Linked DNA regions of Homo sapiens: regions 2, 3 and 4 are each linked to region 1. Evidence: chromatin contacts called from ENCODE Hi-C or POLR2A ChIA-PET data. All regions are on one chromosome and are shown on one strand. The core of a region is the stretch at or near the end of the contact, and the rest is flanking DNA. Distances in the headings are between cores, read along the strand shown. Region 1 holds the start of PPP2R5C (protein phosphatase 2 regulatory subunit B'gamma). Region 2 holds the start of CCDC85C (coiled-coil domain containing 85C). Region 3 holds the start of SIVA1 (SIVA1 apoptosis inducing factor). Region 4 holds the start of CYP46A1 (cytochrome P450 family 46 subfamily A member 1).

Evidence for each region. Hi-C counts contacts between places; a loop is a spot of excess contacts on that map. ChIA-PET counts read pairs that join two places held with the same protein, here RNA polymerase II (POLR2A). Pooled maps may share reads with other maps.
Region 2: a map of ascending aorta shows a loop between it and region 1 (8-fold over the local background). The contact joins the promoter of CCDC85C here to the promoter of PPP2R5C in region 1. A Hi-C loop is called at or near these places in 1 of 168 maps with a recorded cell type or tissue (ascending aorta), 1 of 37 single-sample maps with no recorded cell type and 10 of 50 pooled maps.
Region 3: a loop to region 1 is called in a map of naive thymus-derived CD4-positive, alpha-beta T cell, with 12 times the contacts of the local background. The contact joins the promoter of SIVA1 here to the promoter of PPP2R5C in region 1. A Hi-C loop is called at or near these places in 1 of 168 maps with a recorded cell type or tissue (naive thymus-derived CD4-positive, alpha-beta T cell) and 7 of 50 pooled maps. POLR2A ChIA-PET finds 5 or more read pairs at or near these places in 1 of 52 experiments (BJ).
Region 4: a map of CD14-positive monocyte shows a loop between it and region 1 (11-fold over the local background). The contact joins the promoter of CYP46A1 here to the promoter of PPP2R5C in region 1. A Hi-C loop is called at or near these places in 2 of 168 maps with a recorded cell type or tissue (CD14-positive monocyte and ascending aorta), 5 of 37 single-sample maps with no recorded cell type and 14 of 50 pooled maps.

The regions. Positions count from the first base shown.
Region 1 is chr14:101,760,148-101,763,172 of GRCh38, forward strand. It overlaps PPP2R5C (protein phosphatase 2 regulatory subunit B'gamma), which reads left to right and starts at 1,562. Exons shown (of 16, transcript NM_001352913.2): 1 at 1,562-1,773; 2 at 2,758-2,823. The coding sequence starts at 1,747. RefSeq lists silencers at 408-517, 588-737, 798-847, 1,308-1,467, 1,478-1,717 and 2 more.
Region 2 is chr14:99,602,604-99,605,456 of GRCh38, forward strand. It overlaps CCDC85C (coiled-coil domain containing 85C), which reads right to left and starts at 1,604. Exons shown (of 6, transcript NM_001144995.2): 1 at 564-1,604. The coding sequence starts at 1,356. It also overlaps a transcript of HHIPL1 not described here. RefSeq lists enhancers at 1-452, 1,159-1,278 and silencers at 1,539-2,068, 2,209-2,348, 2,409-2,478, 2,659-2,808.
Region 3 is chr14:104,751,695-104,754,471 of GRCh38, forward strand. SIVA1 (SIVA1 apoptosis inducing factor) reads left to right here and starts at 1,453. Exons shown (of 4, transcript NM_006427.4): 1 at 1,453-1,625. The coding sequence starts at 1,508. The region is part of intron 2 of LOC107987209 (a long non-coding RNA gene); the gene reads right to left. RefSeq lists enhancers at 479-568, 1,272-1,773, 1,419-1,468, 1,479-1,548 and a silencer at 949-1,318.
Region 4 is chr14:99,682,807-99,685,599 of GRCh38, forward strand. CYP46A1 (cytochrome P450 family 46 subfamily A member 1) reads left to right here and starts at 1,492. Exons shown (of 15, transcript NM_006668.2): 1 at 1,492-1,730. The coding sequence starts at 1,612. RefSeq lists an enhancer at 1-56 and a silencer at 1,297-1,876.

The DNA of each region.
Region 1 (3,025 bases), core at 312-2,811:
TCGCACGTGAAATCCGTACGCTCCTAGAGTCTTACTACCTAATGCATTTCTGCAATCTGGGACGCCTGTCCTTAGCGTCTTCAATAGTTTTGGGCACGAGGTGGACCGCGGAAGTATTGTATTGAAAAGTTAACGTTTTTCCCTTGGACACCCTCTCCTCACAGCTATTAACAAGCTGAGAGAAATCAGGTGACTCCCAGTCATGCAGAGGTTTCCTCACCATTTATGATCAAGCCAAATTAAAGAATAAAAATAAAATCCTATTGGCGCAGCGGCCACCAAGTCTTTGAGGCCTCGCCTCGGTGGGCGGGGCCGACGCCGGAGGAGAGGGGCTGCGCATGTGGGCGTGACCTCGCGGAAGGAGCTGCGGAGGGCGGGGCCGACTGGAGAGGGGCGGGGCTGTCGGGTGGGTGGGACCTCGCGGCAAAAGCTGCGGAGGGCGGGACCAACCAGGAAAGGACGGGACTGTCGGGTAGGCGGGACCTTGCGGGAGAAACTGCGGAGGGCGGGACCAACCAGGGAGGGGCGGGCTGTCGGATGGGCGGGACCTCGCGGGAGGAGCTGCGGAAAGCTGAGCTGGTGAGGGGAGGGGCTGGTCGAGGGGAGGGGCTGGTCGAGGGGAGGGGCTGGCCGAGGGAAGGGGCCGGCCGAGGGGAGGGGCCGGTCGAGGGGAGGGGCCGGTCAAGGGGAGGGCCCGGCCAAGGGGAGGGGCCGGTCGAGGGGAGGGGCCGGTCGAGGAGAGGGGTTGGTCGAGGGGAAGGGCTGGCCGAGGGGAGGGGCTGGCCGAGGGAAGAGGAGGGGAGGGGACGGGCTGGTCGAGGGGAGGGGAGGGGAGGGCAGGGGACGGGCTGGTCGAGAGAAGGGGAGGGCAGGGGACGGGGTGGTCGAGGGGAGGGGACGGAGGGGAGGGGAGTGGAGGGAGAGGAGGGAAGGGGAGGGGAGGGAAGGGAGGGGAGGCGGGGCCCAGCGGTGTCCCGCGAAACTGCCGCTCGCTCGGTTCCCGGGCCTCCCCGTGCGCCTCAGTGCAAAGCGTGCCAGGCACTCTTGACTGCAACGAGAGCCGCGGCGGTGAGGGGGCAAGGCCAAGAGGCCACGGTTCGCGTTTCGCCGGCTGCAGAAGTTGTTGCCATACATTTCAAATGTGCATTTCCTACGTCTCACGCTCTGTCTTGCGCCTCCACAGCGGGCCACGGCCCTGTCACCGCAGTCGCAGCCACATGCTCCCTCCCCTGAGTCGGCTCAGCTCTGCTCAGCGGTCAGCCCCGCGCCAGGAGGCCGCGGCCTGCCTGAGGCCGGCTCGCAGCGACTCGGGACGGAGGGCGGGGGCGTGAACGGGTCGCGCGGAGAGGGTGGGGGGAGCGGGGAGCGTTAGGGTACGTGGGGGCGCGTCGACCAATGGCAGGGCGCTGTTGAGTGCAGCGGGGCGGGGCCGGGCGCGGGGGTGGGGCGAGCGGCGGGCGGGGCGGGGCGGCCGGCCGGGGGGTGGGAGGAGAGGGGCGGGGCGGGCCGGCCGGGGGAGGGGCGGAGAGACGCCGCCGCTGCCGCCGCCGCCGCCGCCGCCGCCGCCGTGGCTGCCGCAGCCTCTGGGAGTCTGGAAAAGGGGAAGCGAGAGCAAGCGAAAGACTCAGTCCCCGGGCGGCGGCGGCGGCGGCGGCCGCGGGGGCGCGACGGCCGGGGCGGGGGCGCTGCTGCTGCGGGGGCAGGCGGCGGCAGGGGCGGCGGCGGCGGCGGCGGCCCGCTCCAGCCATGCCGAATAAAAACAAGAAGGAGAAAGTGAGTCCGGGCCCGGCCGCGGGACGGAGGGAGCAGGGAGGGACTGCCGGGGGAGGGCGCGACGGCACCGGGGTCCTGCGCCCGGGCCCCGGCTCAGTTCCCCGCCTGACGCCGCGGGCTTCGCGTCCCCGAGGGCGGCCGAGCCAGGCATCCCCGGGCTTCTCTCGGCCTCATGCCCGGTGGGGGCGGGGAGCCCGGGGATCGCGCCGGAGCCGCGGGGCGCAGGCCCGGGCCGCTGGGACCTTCGTGATGGGCCGGGGCTGGGCGTGGAGGGAGGGCGCGGCCCGGGGAGGGGGTCGGAGGGGCGCCCGTTTCCGACAGCGCGCCGTGGGCTTGGGCGGGCAGGTGCGGCCGCCGAGGGGGTTCGCAGCCTCGCAGGCTCCCGGAAAGGAGCTTCAGGGATGGGGGCTGTAGACGCCTGGGGAGGGACCCCTGTACGGGGGAAAGGGAGCGAGAAGGGACCCCGCTGAGAGCTGGTAAGGAATTCTCTGCCGCCCCGGAGGGACGCTCTGGGGCTCTCGAACACTATTATTATCCTGGGTGGCGGCGGCGGTGAGGGCTGCGAGCAAGGGTGCTGCGTTTGCATTCGGGGGGGCGGGTATGTTTCTGCTTCAGGTGGAGCTCTGTAGCGTTTCATTATCACCCCAGAAATCCTCACTCATAGGGTTTAGGGTGGGAGGGTAGAAAGGGATGTGATGTGGATCTCAAAATGCCAGAAGCACTGTATAAAATTGGATTTATCTGTTTTCTGCTTGAAGTTTTCAACCTCAAATGCAGATAAAACGAAAAGAATCTGAATGGGGGTTGGGGGGCATTGCACTGTTGGAATCCTAAACGGTATGATATAGAATTTCCTAATGGTATGAATTAAAAATATCAGAAGCTGTAGTTGTATAAATCACTTTTAAAACTGCATTTGGCTTATCTGATGTTTACCTGTCTAAAAAGTGAGAAGACTAATTGACTTTGCTTGATGTTTACCAGGAATCACCAAAAGCAGGGAAGAGTGGAAAAAGTTCAAAAGAAGGACAAGACACAGTAGAATCAGAGGTAACTGTCATCAAATATTGACTTTGTATTTTATACACAGCTTTTAACTTCAGGTAGAAAAACCGAGAGTGATAAAGCCTAGAATCTTCTAAAATGTTTCCCTATGTGAGGTTTTTTTTTTGTGGTGTCTTTTATAACCCTCAATTTTAGTTGTTTAGGTATTTACTGTTTTGCTTTGGAAAACTATTAATGATTTTATGAA
Region 2 (2,853 bases), core at 354-2,853, 2.2 Mb before region 1:
AAACAAGAAAGGCTCTGAGCCCCAGGCCTCTCCCCAACTGCCTCTGGGTCTCAAGCGGCTGCCTGTGCACCTTCCCAATCCCCACACCCCACTGCAGAACTCCAGCCACCGCACACACGTGGACGCTGCTTGGTTTGGAGGACACCTGTTGCTGCAAGAGGGGAAATTCACTTGCGCTCAAGGGGCCTTGTATCCTTTGCTGTTTAGAACTTCCCGCTACTAGGCAAGGATTTCCAAGGCTGGGATGAGGCGCCCACCGCCAGCCCAGCAGTGACAGACCCTAATTTTGGCAACTACACCCGCTAGAAACTTTTCTGGGACCGGACCGGCAGCAGGTTCTGAGCTGGACAAAAAGACGCTCCACCACTGAACCGGCCCACCACCGCCCAAAGCCCCACTTTGGGTGAGTGCGGGATCCCCTGGCCCAGGATCCATGACAGCTGGAGGAGTCTGGAGTGGCGGCCGCATGAGTGGGACAGCCAGGGACCACCTCCTCTCGCCGCAGCCTGGGAAAAGGGCTGCAGCCAGGGAGACCCGCGCTGCCCGGCCCGTGTAGTCCTTACCGTGCAGGCCGTTGGGGATGCTGCGGTGGTGCGGCGGCGCCGACAAGTCGTCCAGGGACCGACGTGTGGCTCCTGCCTTGCCGTCGGGGGCCTTGTGCGGCCCGGGGGGCAGCAGCGGGGGTGGGACGTGGTGGTGGTGGTCGGGGCTGCCGCCGCTGCCCGCGCTGGACGTACTGCTGCCGTCGCCCACGTCGCGGGCCCCCGCGCCGGGCGCGCCACCCGACAGCGGCCCGCTCAGGCTGGCCTGGCTGTCGATGGAGCTGCGGGAGCCGGCGCCGCCCCCGCCGCCGCCGCCACCGCTTGCGGCCCCCGTCGCCGCCAGTGCCGCGCGCTCCTCGTCCAGCAGCAGCACCAGCTCCTTGAGCTCCAGGTTCTCGCGCAGCAGGGCCTCCTGGCGCGCCTCGAGCTCGCGCAGCTTCTGCTGCGAGCGGGCCACCTCGTGCCACACGGCGCCGGCCGCGTGGCGCCCGAAGCGCTGCCACTCGCGCGCCAGCTTGCGCCCCTTCTGCCGGTCGTCGTCGAGGAAGCAGCAGAGCTCGCGCAGCTCCTGGTTGTCGTCCTGCAGCCGCTGGTTCACGTCCTTGAGGCCGCGGATCTCCAGCAGGTGCTGCTGCAGCCGCCGGTTCACGTCGCGCATCAGGCCGCCGTGCTCCAGCATGAGGCCCACCTTCTCGCCCTCGGCGCGCCGCAGCCGCCGCGCCAGCTCCTCCTTGCTCCAGCGCAGCAGCTCCTCGTCCGGCACCTGGCTCAGCTCCTCCGACGCCGCCGCCGCCGTCGCCGCGGGCTTAGCCATGGCGGGGCCGTCACCGCGGCATCGCCCTCGCCCTCGCCCGGCCGGCGCTTCCCCGCGCCGGGGCTCCGCTGGGCCGGTCCGCGCGCGGGCGGGGGGCGGCCGGGGGCGCGTGCGGCCCGCCCCGCGCCGCCTGGCGCGTCCTCTCGCCGCGCCCGCCGGGGCCGCCCGGGAGCCCGCGCGCCTCGGGGTTGACGAGCGGAGGCGGCTGCTGCGTCGGCGGCCGCGGTGCCGGGCGCTCTCAGGGTTCTGGAGAAGCAGGCGGAGGCCCGCCCCCGGCCCAGCTCCCGGAGCCCCCGCCGCCCCGCCCACCCCGGGCGGAGAGTGGGCGGGTCTCCGAGGCCCGGCCCCGCCCCCGAGGGCGACTGGGGAGCAGAGGCGCGGCCCCCGCCGTCCCCCTGCGCGGTGCGCCCGCCCGTCCAGTGCCCTCTCAGAGGCGCGTTCCGGCCGCGGTCCCGCCCTCCCGGCCGGGCGATTGGGCCGCTCCGGGGGTGTGCGGGAGGGGCGGGGCGCGCGCGGGGGAAGCTGCGGCGGTGGTACGGTCCATCCGCGGGGTTTCCGACCCCCGCCCGCGGCCGGCTCCCGGCGGTTCAAGTTTCTGCGCCCGGAGGACGCGGCCTTAGCCAATCCCAGGGCTACAGGGCGCTTTTAAAATGCAGGTACGGCTGCGGGGAGGGGGACGGTGGGAAAGGTAGGGCCGGGCTTCCCTTAAAGGCGACGCGCGAAAATAGCAGTCGAGCCCCCTCCCCGGCCCGCGTCCCCGGTCCTCTTCCCTCTCCCCAGATAAACAAATACCCACGATCCGGGCGACGGCGCCCCTTCTCCCTCCCGGGGGCACCAGAGTTCAGGGCAGTCGGAGACACAGCGAACAATAGGACTGTGACATGGGGGTCGCTCTTCCCCGCAGCAGGGCGGCTCTTTGTCCCCTTCCCTGCCCCCAGGCTCCTCCGCCCCCGTCCCCACCCGGGTCCCCTGCCGGAGCACGCGGCGGGGCTGCGTCTCCACTCCTAGCCCAGGGCTGAGCTAAACGCTGGCGTCCGCGCCCCTGCAGGGCCAGGGCCTTGCCAGCCGCGTCCCGCAGCGCGGTCAGTACTCTCTGCCCCGATGGGGCGAGAGCTCCGGGAACCTGCCCCCTGCCCGGAGCGGCGCTCGGAGCCCCGCTCCACCTCCGCTCACTCGACCGCTAAATCCCTGGGATTCGGGAGATAATCTGCAATTCGCGGGGTGGAAACCACTGGGAAGGGTGGGAAGGTCTCCCACTGGGGCCTGAACGCCGGGGTCCGGGGGCGCCGAGCCGGCCACAGAACTCCCCACCGGCGGCCTCGCGGGACCCCCGGGCTTCCCACTGCCTGTAAGTCTGTCTCGTTATCCTCCGGTCCCCAAAGCGCATTTACGGCGCGTCTACCGCCAGCAGGCGGGGCGGGGCGGGGCGGGGGGGGGTCCCTCCCCCGGAACCTGCAACGAGATCAAATCCGCGCACGCGACAGTGAGCGGCCCACG
Region 3 (2,777 bases), core at 203-2,702, 3.0 Mb after region 1:
CGGCACTGGTGGGGGACCCGGCGCATCCTCCGCAGCTGCTGGCCCGGGTGCTAAGCTCCTCACTGCCTGGGGCCGGTGGCTCCGATTGCGGGGCCCGCCGAGCCCACGCCCACCCGGAACTCACGCTGACCCGCAAGCGCCACGTGCAGCCCGGGTTCCCGCCCGCACCTCTCCCTCCACACCTCCCTGCAAGCTGAGGGAGCCGGCTCCGGCCGCGGCCAGCCCAGAGAGGGGCTCCCACAGTGCAGCGGCGGGCTGAAGGGCCCCTCGAGCGCGGCCAGAGTGGGCGCCGAGAGCGAGCGAGGGCTGCCAGCACGCTGTCATCTCTCACAGGGCGAAGCCCACGCCACAGGACGGGTCGGTTCTGTACCCGCCGGGGCAGGGGAGAGCCGCCTCTGGTGAGCAGAACCCCGGAGAAGGGACGACGCGGGTGCACCTCGCGGCATGGGGACACCAAGTCAGACGAACCCGCTGTGCAAGAACATTTTCCACACAGCGGCGCATACCCCCGCCCGGGGGCGCTCGGCAGCCGCACGCGGCCCTCAGAGCGCAGCCCCCACACGCCTTTACTTCTGGAAGGCGGAGACCGCCACAGTGAGGAGCTAAGCCAGCTGAGGCAACACAGAAAAACCCCCGTTCCTACCCAAAACCAAAAAGCGGGGCGCGGAGGCGCGCGCCTGCGGTCCCAGCTACCGGGGAGGCCGAGAAGGGAGGATCGCCTGAGCCCGGGAGGCGCAAGCTACAGTGAGCCGAGACTGCCACTGCACTCAGTCTGGGTGACAGAGCGAGACCCTGTCTCTAAAGGGGAAAAAAGAGCTAGGAAGAAGCGGGCTGCCTCTTAACTTCGGAGAAGTAAATGAGGAACTATAACCAGTGTCTACCGTTTAGGAACCAAACAAAAGCTGACAGGAATCCCGCCACCGACCCAGCCGCCCCAGACTTTGCCCTGGCCTATCCCGCGCCGCTCCTCAAACTAGACCCGCCCCGACGTCGCCCTGGCCTATCCCACGCCGATCCTCAAACGAGGCCCGCCCCCGATGCACAAGCTCCGCCCTCGTTGCACCGTCCTGACCCTCGGCCTCGCCCCCGCCCCCTGGCTCTTCCCGCGCAGCCGAATGCCGCGACCTGGCTCCCACCCTTCGTCGCTTCGCGCCGCATAGGAACCCCGCCCCTAGTCTCTCCTCCCGCCTATCCTGAGCGGCGCGCGCACAAATCTCTCCCACGGACCCGCCCACCCTGATCCTCAACCTGGCCCCTGGCCTTTCCCGCGGCGTCGAGTCCAGTACACCGACGCACGAGTCCCACCCCCGATCTCTCCCTCGGCCTATCCCGCGCCGCTCCGCGCAGGAGTCCCGCCTCCCACTTCGCCCGCAGCCTATGACGCGCCGCGTCGCTCCCTCTCCTCAAACCCGCTCTCGCCCGCGGATGGGCGCGCAGCTGTGACGTCACGGCGTCGTTGGTAAGGGGCTGGCGGCCGGGGAGCTGCGTAGCTCCCGGCCCCGCGGCCATGCCCAAGCGGAGCTGCCCCTTCGCGGACGTGGCCCCGCTACAGCTCAAGGTCCGCGTGAGCCAGAGGGAGTTGAGCCGCGGCGTGTGCGCCGAGCGCTACTCGCAGGAGGTCTTCGGTGAGTGTCGGGCGGGCTGCCGAGGGTCCGCTGCGTCGGGGCCTGGAACGGGCCGGGCCTCAGCGTCCCCTCTGAGGCCTGAGCGGGGGGCTGGAGGGCCCTGCTTTCTGGCCCCGCGTTCCCGGAAGCTGGGAGGCCGCGGGGACACAAGCTGGCCACGCCCAGGGCTGGGGTCAGTGAGGGGGATGTGAGGACCCCAGCGTTCGCCCACCCTGTCCAACAGCCTGAAAGAAAAGGGTCCCTGCCCCTAGCCCCCGCGCCCTCTTCCACGATCCCGGTTAGTCGCCGCCCTGCAGTGAGCGGCACCCGCCTGGTGCTTTCTCAGGACTGTCCCGTGCAGGATGTCCTGGGAGAGGTTGGGGAGCGGGGCGTCCTGCATGGAGTCAACCCGAAGAGTGCCCCTCCTGTCCCAAGAGGTATTCATGGAGCGCGCGGCCCTGCCAGGCACGGCGGCTTTCTCGGGAGACCAAAGGCAGGCAAGACAGATGTGCCCCGTCTCCCGGGAGCTCCCCAGCCTAGTTGGGGAGACCAGCAGGAGGAGTCGCCACAGGTGGTCGGGGCAGGCACAGGTTTGTGCAGGCGCACCTGCAGGGATGGCACGGAAGGCTTCTTGGAAGAACAGTCTGAGCGGAATCCTGTGGGGGCGAGTAGGAGTTAGCCAGGCAGAGGAAGGGAAGGAAGAGGGCGAGGCAGAAGCCAGGCAGCAGGAGAGCGAAATAGGACTCCGTGTGGCTGCAGTGTCCAGTTCTGGGTGGGATGTGAGGGCAGTGAGCTCCCAGGCCTTCTCTGGCTTTCTCCTGTGGATTTCAGGCGTGTTGATCTTATTGATCATCACTCTGACTGGGGTGATTAATACCCTGGGGCAGGTAAAAAGTGGAGCTTACCTTGCCTAGTGATTGGGACACAAAGTCTGCACCTGTAGAGCAGTTAGAGGATGACCCGGGGTGTGTGATTTACCTGGTGCCGCTTGTGCCTTGGGAATGAGGGAAAGACTCTGCCTCCCGAGGTTCCTCTGTGCGGTGTCTCCAGTGTGCTAGGGCTGTGAAAGCGAGTGCTATTCTGGGCCATGGGGAGGTAAGGGGAATGATGCCGTGGGAACTGTGGCAGGACCGCAATCGTGTGCCCTCTCAGGACAGTTGAAAAATTCAAACA
Region 4 (2,793 bases), core at 242-2,741, 2.1 Mb before region 1:
CACAGCCCACAGGGGACCTGGTGGCTCCGTTCCACACCTCACCCCAGCAGGGCCAGCCTGAGTTACCCTGTGGGCCTGCGGCTGCCTGTCACCGCCGCCACACGGGGGCGCCATAGCAAGCCAACATCCCCGAGTCCAACTGGGCGGCCGGGCCAGGCGCCGGGGGGATGGATGCTCTGCTGCCCACCTGTCCAGGCTGCGGTGGCCCCGAGGGCAGAAGTCCCGCCTCCTCCGTGCTGGGCACGGCTCTTAAGACTTGGCCGTCTCCGTCGCCCCTCAGCCCACACCCCTAACAGCCATGTCCCATGTCCCTAACTATACCTGGGAAGGCGGTACCAAGGTCCCCTTCGTTTTCCAACCCCCAACCTCTCCAGGACTGGCTCAAGCGTGGGGCAGGGGCATTGCCTCTTCTCAGAAACCCAGCAGCATCTACACTCCCTGGGCCTCTACCTCCAGCCCGGGGGACCTTTACCTGGGCTAGGAGTGGGCACACCTGGCCTTCCCCTGCCACGACTTTCACGCTGGGTGGTCCCTCGGGATAGGAATTGGGAACTAAAACGCCCAGAATTGGCCTCATCTTCATACGGGATGGGCAAGGAGACGCGGGTTACGACAGAGGGGGAAGCCCTGGTCATTATTTCGAAAATACCTTCTCCTCCGCTACCCCCGCCTCCCCGGCACATTTCCCGCTTTCCCTGGAGGGCGGACCCAGATTTTCATCCCTCCAACTCCAACTCCTTCGGGCCTGAGCCAGCGCCTCAGATGGGGCTTCGCCTGGTCTAGGAGGGTCCGCAGGCCCCCGAGTCTCTGGGAGAACAGCCTCCGGCCACGCCGTGCGCTCTCGGTCGCAGACACAGGCGTCCCTGGGTCCCGCAGGATCCTGCCACCAGCCCGCGGGCCCCGCTGGCGGACCACGGGCGCTAGGCGTGGACTGTCCGGGCGGAGGAGGCGCCCCGGGGCAACTGGAGAACAACTTTGGGGGTCTGGGGTTCCAAGGAGAAGTTTGGGAACAGTCGGCGTTATGCGGACTTTTGCAGGCTGGGATGGGGTTTCCGGGCAGGTTTGGGGGAAAAAGGAAGGGGCCTAAGACCGCGCGCGGAAAGATGCCGTTATTTGGAGGCGCCGAAGCGGGCGGAGCCAGCCAGCAGGACTTCGCGCCGCCGCCGGGCCAGAGCGCTGAGGATCGGCGTTGCCAGGGACAACGCGTTCTGGGCGGAGCTGCTGCTGGGGCGGACCTGAGTCTGAAGAGGTGGGGGCGGAGCCTGGGGGGCTGAGCCAGAAGCGGAGTTGTGATTGGTGAAGACCACATGCTCGGGGTGGGGCCTGGGCTGGGGCGGTGTGGAGGTTGGGGCGGAGCTCTGGGGGGCGGGGCGGGGCGGGGGAGGGCCCGGAGCGCCGGAGCCGGAGGCGGAGACGTGGTTGGCGGGGACTGTGCGCCCTGGGAGGGGTCGGAGTCGGCGGGGGCGGAGCCGAGCGGGCGGGGAGGGTGCTGGGTCGCGCCTGGCCTGGGGCCGAGGCGGCGCGCGGCGCTGACAGCTGAGTCGGCTCGCGGCCTCCCGGCCCCCTCGGCGCCCGGCCCGACCCTGGCCTGGCCTGCCCTGCCCCGGAGCCATGAGCCCCGGGCTGCTGCTGCTCGGCAGCGCCGTCCTGCTCGCCTTCGGCCTCTGCTGCACCTTCGTGCACCGCGCTCGCAGCCGCTACGAGCACATCCCCGGGCCGCCGCGGCCCAGGTGAGCGGGGCTGGGGGCGGGGCCTGGCTGGGGTGCTGGGACTGGGGGCCTGGGGACAGCGTCTAAGCCGGCGTCCAGGCCGGGGGTCCGGCCTCGCCTAGTGCGCGCGGCCGCTGGGAGTCGGCGGCCCCGAGAGGGGCGCTAACTATTCTTAGTAACAAATTACTCACAGCCGCAGCAGCTGCTGGGCGCCCACCGCGCACAGCTGGGCCCCACAAACGTGATGGCAGCCACAGCCCTTTCAGGTAGGCGCTATTGTTAACCCATCGTTCAGACGAGGAGACTGAGGCGCTCAGAGGCGAAGTCACCTGCCCAAGGTCACACGGTTGGTAAGCCTAGATTTAAGCCCAGGTCAGCCTGCCTCCAAAGTGGGCGCTGTTAACTTTGGGACTTGGACAGGGTCAGCCTGGATTGGAGCACGCTGTACTTCAGTCATGTTTCCTTTTGCTTGTATTTCTGTTCTGGGACACCCCATTTGTCTTCTCCTTAGTACTTACAATTGCATTCTTGGTCCCCACCCCCACGCAACTTACACCCCCCTCAACTTGCCAACCCCCCCCCACCCCCAGCTTAGCTTTGTGAAGCTTAAATTAAATGTGTCATTTCCCTGCTCCAAGGGCTTCCCATCACTTGACAACTAAATGCAGTTCTAAATTAAGTCGGCTGCATGGCCCGCGAGGCCCCTGCCGAGCACTCAGAACCCACTCTGCAGCTTGCTCTTTCCTCTTGCTTTCTCACTACTGCCCCCAGCCTTTCTTCTCCCAGCCTCCCCCTCCCCCCGCCCCCCCCGCAGCTTCCCTCCCCCCGGGTCCTTTTCTCAAGCCTGGGCCTGGCGGGCTTCTTCCTCTGCTTGTCTCAAACAGGCCTTGCCCAGCACCTTGTGTAAAGACCACCCAGCCCCAGACTTCTCAGGGGCCATCACCTCTGAGGTTACCTTCTTTCCACCTGTTGACTGTCTGTTCACCTGTTGACTGTCTCCCCCTCTAGAATGTGAGCCCCGGGAGGACAGGGACACTCTGTGTTCGCTTGTGTATCCCCAGTGCCTGGCGTGTTGCAGATCTCA